Linked DNA regions of Homo sapiens: region 1 is linked to region 2. A link is an interaction called in ENCODE POLR2A ChIA-PET data of the cell type or tissue named here. Cell type or tissue: A673. All regions are shown on one strand. Links, peaks and the distances in the headings refer to the core of each region. The heading gives the core; the rest is flanking DNA.

Region 1 (5,393 bases), core at 176-5,175, 250 kb after region 2:
GTGCTGGGATTACAGGCATGAGCCACCATGCCCAGCAGGACCATTTTTAAAAAGAAAGCAGACAGGCTGGGTGGTGACTCATGCCTGTAATCCCAGCACTTTGGGAGGCTGAGGTGGGAGGATGGCCTGAGGTCAGGAGTTCAAGACCAGCTTGGTCGACATGGTGAAACCCTATCTCTACTAAAAATACAAAAATTTACTGGAGGTGGTGGTGTACACCTGTAATCCCAGCTACTTGGGAGGATGAGGCAGGAGAATTGATTGAACCTGGGAGGTGGTGGTTGCAGTGAGCAGAGATCGTGTCATTGCACTCCAGCCTGGGTGACAGAGCGAGACTCCATCTCTACAAACATACATACATACATACATACATACATACATACATATGTACATACATAAAGCAAAAGCAGACAAAAACCAAACAGCAACAACAAACTTCCCTGCATGCTATGCTGAGGAGCTCAGACTTTATTCTAGGATGATGGGATGTCAGGGGAGGGTCTGCTGGAGACAGCCATGGTCACTTCCCTCCCACCACAGGGATTCTGTGATTCTCAGGAGCAGGAAGGAACTGCCTGACCTCTGTATGCTGGGAGAATGGCTCACACTCTTGCTTCACTGAGATCTCTGCTCAAACATTACCTCGTCCTCTCTTGTCTAACCTCACGAAAATAGCATGCCCAAGATTTTCTACTCATCTGCCTTAATTTTTTTTCCTAGTACTTCCCAAATATTTCAGTTATCTGTTTATTTTTTGTCTCCCCCACAGGTATATAAGCTCTGTGACAACAGGGGCTTTATCTTATTACTGCTGGTCCTCACGGTGCCTTGTACTGTGCCAGCCATGTAGAAAGAGCCTGTAGATTCTTGAGTGAGTGAAGGGCGATGCAAATCTCCCACAAATCATGGTCCAAAGACCTTGGGAACCCACAGACTCAGATTCTAGAAAGAGAACTTTGCAGTCCCCAAGGGGCTCTTGCAGCCCAGGTGGAAGGATGGTGAATAAGAAGTCCCAAGAGGCTCTCTAAGAAACAACAGCTTTCCAAATGAGTTGGCAAATCCCTACCCTTACAATCCTGTTTCTGTCTGTTCCCCAGAGTCAGCCTTTTATAATGGAAAAGCAGGGCTGAGATAATGTTCTAATTTAGGGTTGTTAGAACTTAGCCAAGGATCTCACCAGGGAAAGAGGAAGAAGCTTAGATCTTTCCTCTAAAATGCAGTCCAAAGCCAGAGCTTGGAATAGAAAAGCTGGTGTTTTCCTGAATGTCCATGAGACCTCAAAATGGATAGGCCATGTCCTTCAGGAGATCACATGGGTCTCATGAAGCCTCAGTGTTAGCATATCACCTTCAACTTCACAGCATCTTCCATGCTTGGCTCTGAAAGGACAGTAGTGCATTCGTCAACAAGCTTCATAGATAGGTGTCCATCTTGGGGGTGGTTCTTTGGATCTCTAGCAGTCCAGTGATGTAGAGTGGAGAGAGTTCAGAAACTTCCCAGGATGGGTCAGGTCTTCAGCTTTCCTAAGCCACATGGCTAGAATCACCTTAAATTACTAGAAAAACAGACAAATCTCAACTATCTGAAAACTGGTGGCCTTGTTTCTAGCTCTTTTCCATTTCAGAACCAATTTGTTCCTATTCCAGGCAACCAAAACCTCATGTCCTGGATATGCAAGGAAAACAGAGTCGCGCTTCTTTTGCCTGGCATATGAGTGCTTTCGAGGACACTGATCAGAGAAATTCCAAATGGGCTATTCTTGTTAGGCAGTGTAAGTCATCATTGCCAAGAGCTTCCAAACCACCTAAGCTGCCGAAGCTACCAAAAAAGGAAAAGGTATGATGTTTTGCTTTTCTAAATCGTCATAGAAAAAGTCAGGCTGCTTTAACATATAAATCAGGGACAGGTTTCTCATAGTAATACTAATAATCAGTTTTGTAGCTTCTTTTAACCTATCGAAGCATTTTGTAATTTATACTGGATTGCCACAGTGATGTTTATTCAGTGGGTAAGTGGGCATTATTCACCTTTTATAGTTAAAGAAAACAAGAGGTTGTGTCCTCAGAATTTCTTATCACTAGGTTTAACCTTGAGAGAATGGCGACCCCTGTGAGTTCCAAGAGCTGAGAAAGCACCGTTTGTGAAATGGAGGTAAATCTGTAACTCCACTCAAAACCTCACAAACTGGTTAGCAGAGTAAGCTTATACCCGTTTGAATTCTAGGTTGTCCCCTAAACTATTTATGGAATCTTGGGCAAGTTGCATAATTTCCCTGTATGGGTTTTTATAAGTAAAATGGGGATTTTGGTATCTGTTTTGAATATTTTATAGAGTTAGGAGGAGAATTAAAGAATGTGGAAGTATATATTCAACAACTATTTCCTGAGGTCTGTGTACAAACCATACGCCAATAATAGCTTTCTGTCTAATCCCACAGCACAATGAACTTTGCAGGCGTCCAGTTTTTCAATAGAGTTTGACAGCAGATTTCCATGCTAGAAAAAGGAATAGAATAGCTCAGGCCCATTCAGAGACTCCTGTTCCCTACGCATAAAAAGACTTCTTGCTCTTTTGGAGAATCTTGCCAATTCACTAGAATATTACTCACCCTCTGTTGCCAGAGATCTGATTCATCAGCAAGCCATTATGTCTATTTGAGACATTTTGTGATGGCAGGAGACTTAGCTGTCCTCCTCAGTAGATCCTGACCTTAGGAATACTTCGTATTGAAAAAGGGAACAGTTCGACATCTAACATTTCAATGTAGTCTGAATTTTGAGATGGGTCCAAGTGAAATGATTTATTGCAGTGTGTGTGGAGGAGGGCTTGGATTAGTTACTTTCTGTCACTGAACTAATTTTGTGTCAGATTAGAGCTATTACAGACTAAATTATCCCAAACGCCTCTATCATTCGCCAAATCCAGTTGAAATATTTTTTGCATTAAAAAATCTGTTAAAAGACTTCTTATTTTGATTTCAAATTTGTAGAGCATGTTGTAACAACAGCTCTAAGAACGTGATATACTCTTTCCCCAGCCCCATCTGTTGTTAATTTTATTTGCTTTTATGTTCGCTTTCTTCCTCTCTCTCTTACACCATTTGAGTGCAAGTTGCAGACATGATGCCCCCCAACTTCTCTTGTCTTTTTTTTTTTTTTTAAGATATGGGGGTCTCACTATGTTGCCCAGGCTGGAGTGCATTGGCTATTCATGGGCACAACCATAGTGCACCGCAGCCTTGAACTCCTGGGTTCAAACAATCCTCCCACCTCAGCCTCCTGAGTAGCTAGGACTACAGGCACAGACCCTGTGGAATAAATGGTCTACAGGCTAGACCCTTTACTCCTAAATATTTCAGGGTGTATTTCCTAAGAACAAGGATGCTGTCTCACATAAACACAGTACAATTTATAAGATTCAGGAAATTTAACATTGATAGAGTATTATTATCTAATCTAAAGTTCATAGTCGAATTTTACTAAATAGCAGATGGTGGTGTTTCACACCTATAAACCCAGCACTTTGGGAGGCTGAGGTGGGAGAATCACTTGAGCCCAAGTTTGAGAGCAGCCTGGGCAACATAGTGAGACCCCATCTTTACAAAAAATATAAAAAATTAGGCAGGGGTGGTGGTGCATGCCTGTAATCCCAGCTACTCAGGAGGCTGAGGTGGGAGGCTTGCTCGATCACAGGTCTGCAAGTCTGCAGTGAGCTATGATTGCATCACTGCACTCCAGCCTGCGTGACAGAGAGCCTGACTGTCTTAAAAAATAACAACAACAACAACAACAGCAACAACAAAAAGTATTAACTGACGACCTTTGTAATATTCTGATCCAGGATTCAGTCTAGGACCATGTATTACATTGAGTTATCACGTCTCTTTAGTCCTCTTCAATGTGGAGGAGTTCCTCACTCTGGTCTTTTATAACATGGACACTTTTGAGGAATCCAGGCCAGTTCTGAATCTTTCAGTATGGGCTTGTCTGATGTTTCCTCACGAGTGGGTTCAGGTTACGTGTTTTTGTCAGGAATCCCAGATAAGTGACGTTGCCTCATGCTCAGTGCATCACATCAAGAGGCACCTGAGGTCGGTTTAACCCATTATTCCTGAGAGTAGTTGAGCACTTGGTCATACCCCTTCCATTCCAGAAATAAACAAAATACTGAATCATTCAAAATAATTTATCTTTTTATCAATGAGGCTTTCTTCTAAATTTCCAGAGTTACTTTAGATACTTGTCCCACAAATCCATTTTTTGGACTGTCCTGCAGAATTTGTGTGGATGCTTCAATAAATACTCAACACCCCTCTCTTTTACATGAATCCTCTTTAGGGAAAATAAATTGGAACAAATGTTCTTACATATTTGAAAGCAAATAATGAATACCACATGTGAAAAGCCTCCAACGCAGTGCCTCACACATAGCCCCCAGTGAGTGGCTATCATTACTATTCTTACTTGAGATGCCAACACATTTTCCATTCTTACACGACAAGAATCAGAACCAGGCACTGAAAGTCTCTTAAGTAGAAATTTGTCTGTGTTACTGGGTGACTTGGGGGAAATTTTAAAAGCTTAAACCTATAGACAGTATCATAAACTTTCCCATCAAAATAGATGGTTGAAAATGGGAATATTTTATATCCATGCTTTGAGTTTGGTTTTCCATGTATAAACTTAAGGTTAGAGAGCTTAATTACAATGTTTCTAAAAAGTACAATTTATGAGATTTAACAGTATGTATCATTCTTATATACATTTACCCAAAAATGCTCTTAAAAATACTTTTGGAAATCCATTGAGCAAGTCTCTAAACCACTTCTTCTATAATGCCCTAATCTCTCTTTTTAAATCACAAAATGTCTCTTAAGTTCTATCTTCTATTCCATTCATTATTTTCCCCTTCTGGATTTCTGGTTGTTTTTTTCCTTCATACAATAATACATTCATTATTTATTATTATACATTTCCTTCATACAATAATACATTCATTATTTTCCCCTTCTGGATTTCTGGTAGTTTTTTTCCTTCATACAATGCATATATCATATGCATTGTATAATTTATGTGCATATGATAGACACTTTTAACATAATTTATTTCTATTTCATTTCTTTGCTGGCAAATGTTCTCATTGTCCCCCTTCATTCCAATACACAGACTTCAGTCTCAGTGACTGATACATTCTTTTCCTCATCCACTCGAGTTTGAGAGCAGTATTCTCAAATTTTAAAGGTCATGCAAATCACTTGGGGATCCTGTTAAGATGCAGATTATGATTCAGTAGGTCTGAAATGGGGTTTGAGATTTTGCATTTCTGTCAAGCTCCCAGGAAATGCAGTTAGTTGTTGCTGGTCTGAGGACCTTGAGTAGCAAGGTGCTGGAGGA
Region 2 (5,393 bases), core at 68-5,067:
CCAAGTTAAAAATGTATTGACTTTAAAATAAACATGAAAATGAACCAGGTAGGAAAAAATAGTTACTCCAGAAAAGATTAAAACTTTGTACCAGTTGGTCTATTTTAATGTTCTATTTTATAAAGTAGTATTTAAAACAAGACTCCTTTGTAATGAGTCATCATTTAATTAATATCCAAATACCTTGAGAGCCCATAACAGTTCAACAAAACAGCTGGAAATCAAATATCGGAGATAATTACTCACAGCTGGCTTTATTCAACTGATGTCATATTAAATAAGCTTATCCTACAGACCTTTTCCCCTTCCCCAAAAAAGAAAAAAAAAATTCTTTAAGAAACATAGAAGGCTCTTTGTGTGAGATTTTTTTAAATGTGCAGAATATATTCCTCTACTAAAGATTTTCAACAGTATGTTAAAGATTTTCAGCAGGAATACACTGCTGTATTTTATACCATCCTGTGTGCTTGCAATATTTTGAACTTCATTTTTCTTAAAACAAAAATAGCAAACTGAACTAAGTCACAAAATACGCTGGAAAGCTAAATTTTTATGATCCTAGCAGTCAGTTTTACTATTTTGATATTGGGCTAAATTTATTATTTTTGTAGCGACGTCACATCTCAACAGCTTAGTAATATAAACTATCAAACCAAAATATCAGTTTCAAGCTTACTGTTTCAAGCCATTATTTAAACCATTGCATTGTACTGTACCACCCACATTATATGAATGTATTCATATAAATGATTTATCAACAATAACTACCTATTATATGCCAGACACTGTGCTGAATATTCTATATTATCTCTAATTTCCATGAAATTTCACATGTAGATAATTTATATCTAATAATCACCAAAAGGAAAGATATCAAAGACAGTTTTCAAACTGCTACACACATACACTAACTCCATAATAAGCCAGGTTATTATTATCTGCTACAGTAGAATTTTCAAATCCAAAATACAGATATTTTCGTTTTCACTCCTCTCATTCATTCAAATTTGTTCTTATATTCTCTCCCCTTCTCCTTCCTGTCTCTCCCGTTTAATAAAGAAGAAGAAGGAAAAAAAAAAAAAAACAGCCGGGTGCAGTGGCTCACGCCTGTAATCCCAGCACTTTGGGAGGCTGAGGCGGGCGGATCACAAGGTCAGGACATCGAGACCATCCTGGCTAACACGGTGAAACCCCGCCTCTACTAAAAATACAAAAAATTAGCTGGGTGTGGTGGTGGGCGCCTGTAGTCCCAGCTACTCAGGAGGCTGAGGCAGGAGAATGGCGTGAACCCAGGAGGTGGAGCTTGCAGTGAGCTGAGATTGCGCCACTGCACTCCAGCCTGGGGGACACGGCGAGACTCCGTCTCAAAAAAAAAAAAAACTACCAGTACTACTGATACATGTTATCATTATCTACCCAACAAACTTTGAAGTCATATTTTATGAAACCTCACAAGTAGCCCTGATATGTGAGATACAACCTAAGTTTGCTCATTTTATCCATGTACTATAATTTCTTCACACTCATCTAGACAGACCCCTGATGTGATTTTTACTGATGTAATAATCCCTTTGTTTTTCAGATCCTTTCATCTTTCAGTAACCCCTTCTTGGCATTTTTTAAAACTATACAGTCTCTAGCACACAGTAAGGACTCAATTAAAATGTGCTGAGTCAGTAAATAACTTTTCTTCCAGTACACTAGAAAAAGTGATTTTTATGCTTACCAAAAAATTTAAATAGATTAACACCAAATTTTCTTGACATGTCTTAGACAGTTCCACTGTATTCATTTATGCATTTAAGTAAACATTTTAATCAGATCTTTTATTTTTGCACATAAGCCTAAATTTTGTACAACACATGATACGAGAAATATAAGCTTATATTTAGAGTGCTCTTGAATTTTCACTGAGCTTTTATAAACTTTCTTATTTGCTTTATTCTATCAGTATAAACAACCATTTTTACCACCCCAGAAAAGCAAAGTAATTCTCCATCAAGACAAAGTGCTTATTCAACACTCAACATTTATACCTCACAATAAAATGTCTCCATGATCATCTCTCATTATGTGAGGCACTAACAGGATATTATTGGGGGTTCTGGAGGGAAAAAATTCTGTCACAATTGCCACATTTTACAAATCTGTAAAATAGGTAAAATAATAATGTATAAAATTATTGGAATAAGAAAAACCACCCCACTCTTATAATTGAACCATTTACTTCAAGCATGCCCATCTTTTGGTAAGGATAAATACCTACTAGCTACCTTTTCTGGAATAGTATGATACAAAAAGAAACAAAATTAAGCCCTTTACAAAGCTCAGCAAGTGGTGCACAGTCATCATCAGAAATAACTAACTCCTTTTTGGAACAGGTGTTTCGGAGTGAGGAGGTACCAGGTAACAAAAAGAAGATTCTAGATTATAGTCCACTGCCTAACCTCTCTGGTATTTCATCTATTTCTTCCTCCCTGGGTAATCTTACGGAAAAAAAAATTACAAGGAACAATAAAAGAGACAACTTAAAATGTGTACTTTAATATACCTTGCATGCTGGCACTGTGGGTAACAGACTGATCTCTGGAGCCAGGCTGAGATAAAATCTACACCTCTGCAACTTGCATGGTTTTTAACTGTGGACAAGTTACTTATAACCTGAGAATCAATTCCATTTGAAAACTCAATGCACAGGGTGGCTGAGGGCTATAATCTAGAATCTTCTTTTTGTTACCTGGTACCTCATTAAATGAGAGAACACCAGCAAAACCCTTAGGTTCTATTTTGATAGCTGGCAGACACTGTGCAGATGTAGGCAGGATTTAAGTAGGTTCTACAATCCAGGTTCATTAATATATACAACAAACCTGAATTTTAAGTGTAAAGATTTACGAATATGCTTCCCAGGTGGTTGAAAATTATTTTCTAAGAACAATTATAATAATTAATTTTTTCAATATAAAGATTCCCAGACCTTTTTTTTTTTTTTTAAGAGACAGTATCTCACTCTGTCATCCAGGCTGGAGTGCAGTGTTATCATAGCTCACTGTAACCCCCAAACTCCTGGGCTCAAACAATCCTCTTGCCTTGTACTTGTAGTCCCAGCTACTTGGGACTACAAGTACACGCTACCACATCCAGCTATTTTTTTTTTTTTTTTTTTTGAAGAAACACAGTCTCACTATATTGCTCAGGCGAGTATTAAACTCTTGGCTTTAAGCAATCATCCCACCTCAGCCTCCCAAAGTGCTGGGATTACAAGCACGACCTACCACACCCAGCAAAGATTCCAGATTTTTAACAAACACTTAAAAATATGTTAGAGACAACATATAAATGAACAAAATTTACGGTTTACTTTACAGCTGTTTGCATGCTGCATTCTGCAGATTTTTCTCTCCAGAACGTTATGATGCATGCTTTAAAAGACTATAAAAGTTTAGAATAGATTTGGAAGATAATCTAAATTACTATAGCTCACTTTTTAAAAGTCTTAACTTCCTCTATTAAGCACCAGTTAGATTCTTGAAAGGTATCACCATCCTTGGTTTATGCATCAAACCTGATCACACAAGGAATCAAATTTAATATGTATGAAGATAAGCAATTATGTTTGGCTGTGATTAACTATCATAACTGCCATCACAATCTAAATTTTTTTTATTTTTATTTTTGAGACAGGACCTTGCTCTGTCACCCAGGCTGGAGTGCAGTGGCGTGATCATGGCTCATTGCAGCCTTGACCTCTTGGGCTCACAGGCTCAATCGATCCTCCTGCCTCAGCCCCCTGAGTAGCTGGGACTACAGGCAAGTGTCACCACACCTGGCTAATTTTTGTATTTTTGGTAGAAACAGGGTTTCACCATGTTGCTCAGGCTAGTCTCAAACTCCTGGGCTCGGCAATCCACCTGCCTTGGCCTCCCAAAGTGCTGGGATTACAGGCATAAACCACGGTGCCCAGCCTAAATTATTTCTTCAATTAAGTAACACTTCGCAAAAAGAAAACCTACAGGGAAACTACATATTGTTTATGATACAAATTTTTGAAAATACAATTTTAACTATTCATAAAGAAACTACCTCCAAACACAGTTAACATCTCTTCTAATCACTGGCTTTCTGAAACTAATACCAGAGAAAATATTATTACGAAGTTCAATTTTACTAACAATTGTAATCCCTTTAATTTCTGAAAACAAATTAATACATGAATCTCAAAATCTTTAGGATGACACACAGAAATCCGTTTTTAATGTTTACATCCAGAATGTTTTTTTAATCATACATGGGAATGTCCTCATTTAAGGTACTTTTTTCTTTTATCCCATGTAAATTCCCATCTTATCTTCAATCAGAAGCATTTTTTTAAGCTATGAATTCAAAACCTATGATTAAAAAAAACTTTAATTTCTAATTAGGTTCGGATACTTGATCACTAATATTTCTAATTAGTTTCAAATGGAAGGGTAAAAATGTAATATAGACAAAGCTATAGAAGAAATTTTACCTTTTAAACCCTGATGTGGGTAAGTACACTCCACTTTAAGATGATTTCCTACATCGTACTCAAAAAATTTCATTGTGGAAGAGAAAAAAAAATGATGTACAGGAATAGGTGAATAGAGCATGCACTACAAATTCACTTAAATCAAATCCACTTCCTTTTGGAGTCGTTATTTTAAGGCACAAAGTAACAGATCTTCATCCATATAGTTTGCTACATACAGAAAAAGATATACTGAATATCATGTTAAAGATACATACCTAACTCTGGTCTAAGCTCTGTGCGCAGGCAATGCAGTTAGTTTGAAGTTGACTTTCTTCAAATTGCTACTGAAGTTTGCTATTGAAATAAGTGAAACAAACACTTTCTAGCCATAGTCCCAACACTGCCAACAATATCCATGTTACATGAGTGAGGATTTAAAATCAGAAACAGATGGGTTTGAAGCTTCAGTTCTAGCATTTACTGTGTAATGTATGACCTTAGGCAAAGTATATCAACTGTCCTCATCTGTATAATGTGAGAAAACATGTTCTTCACTGGGTTGGGAGAGAATTAAGTAAGATAAAACAGGCAAAATATAAAGCACAGTGCCTGGCTTTCTGTAAGTATCAGATATTATTAACATTTTATATAAAAGCACAACTATCAGTTGTTGATAGGAAAGAATGGGAATCAGTAAAAGGTACATTTCATAAAATAACTACAATTTTAAATGTGAATAGACATGTGTCTATAGTATACGTAACAGACTAAAGCCTTTGCACAACTAGAAATGTTGAACAAAGATAGCTTCTTGATGAAATAATCTCATTAGACTAAAACAACTATGTAAGTGTCCAATTAATATGAATTCAGCATCACATTTCATACTTAGCTATTAGAG

The links. Peaks named below come from ENCODE experiments on the same cell type or tissue, not always from the same donor. Only the 100,000 strongest peaks of a DNase experiment are listed, where the experiment ranks them.
Region 1: POLR2A ChIA-PET joins it to region 2 with 5 read pairs; 4 of 35 experiments call an interaction of 5 or more read pairs at or near these places.

What each region holds. Positions count from the first base shown.
Region 1 is chr4:158,911,613-158,917,005 of GRCh38, reverse strand. It overlaps SPMIP2 (sperm microtubule inner protein 2), which reads left to right. Exons shown (of 5, transcript NM_152543.3): 4 at 1,647-1,836. Among named protein-coding and RNA genes, the nearest start is that of SPMIP2, 120 kb to the left of the region's middle. In A673, for the core only: no CTCF peak of the experiment used is centred there; a DNase peak (open chromatin) is centred at 2,575.
Region 2 is chr4:159,159,996-159,165,388 of GRCh38, reverse strand. All of the region lies in intron 1 of RAPGEF2 (Rap guanine nucleotide exchange factor 2), which reads right to left. Among named protein-coding and RNA genes, the nearest start is that of MIR3688-1, 34 kb to the right of the region's middle. In A673, for the core only: no CTCF peak of the experiment used is centred there; a DNase peak (open chromatin) is centred at 228.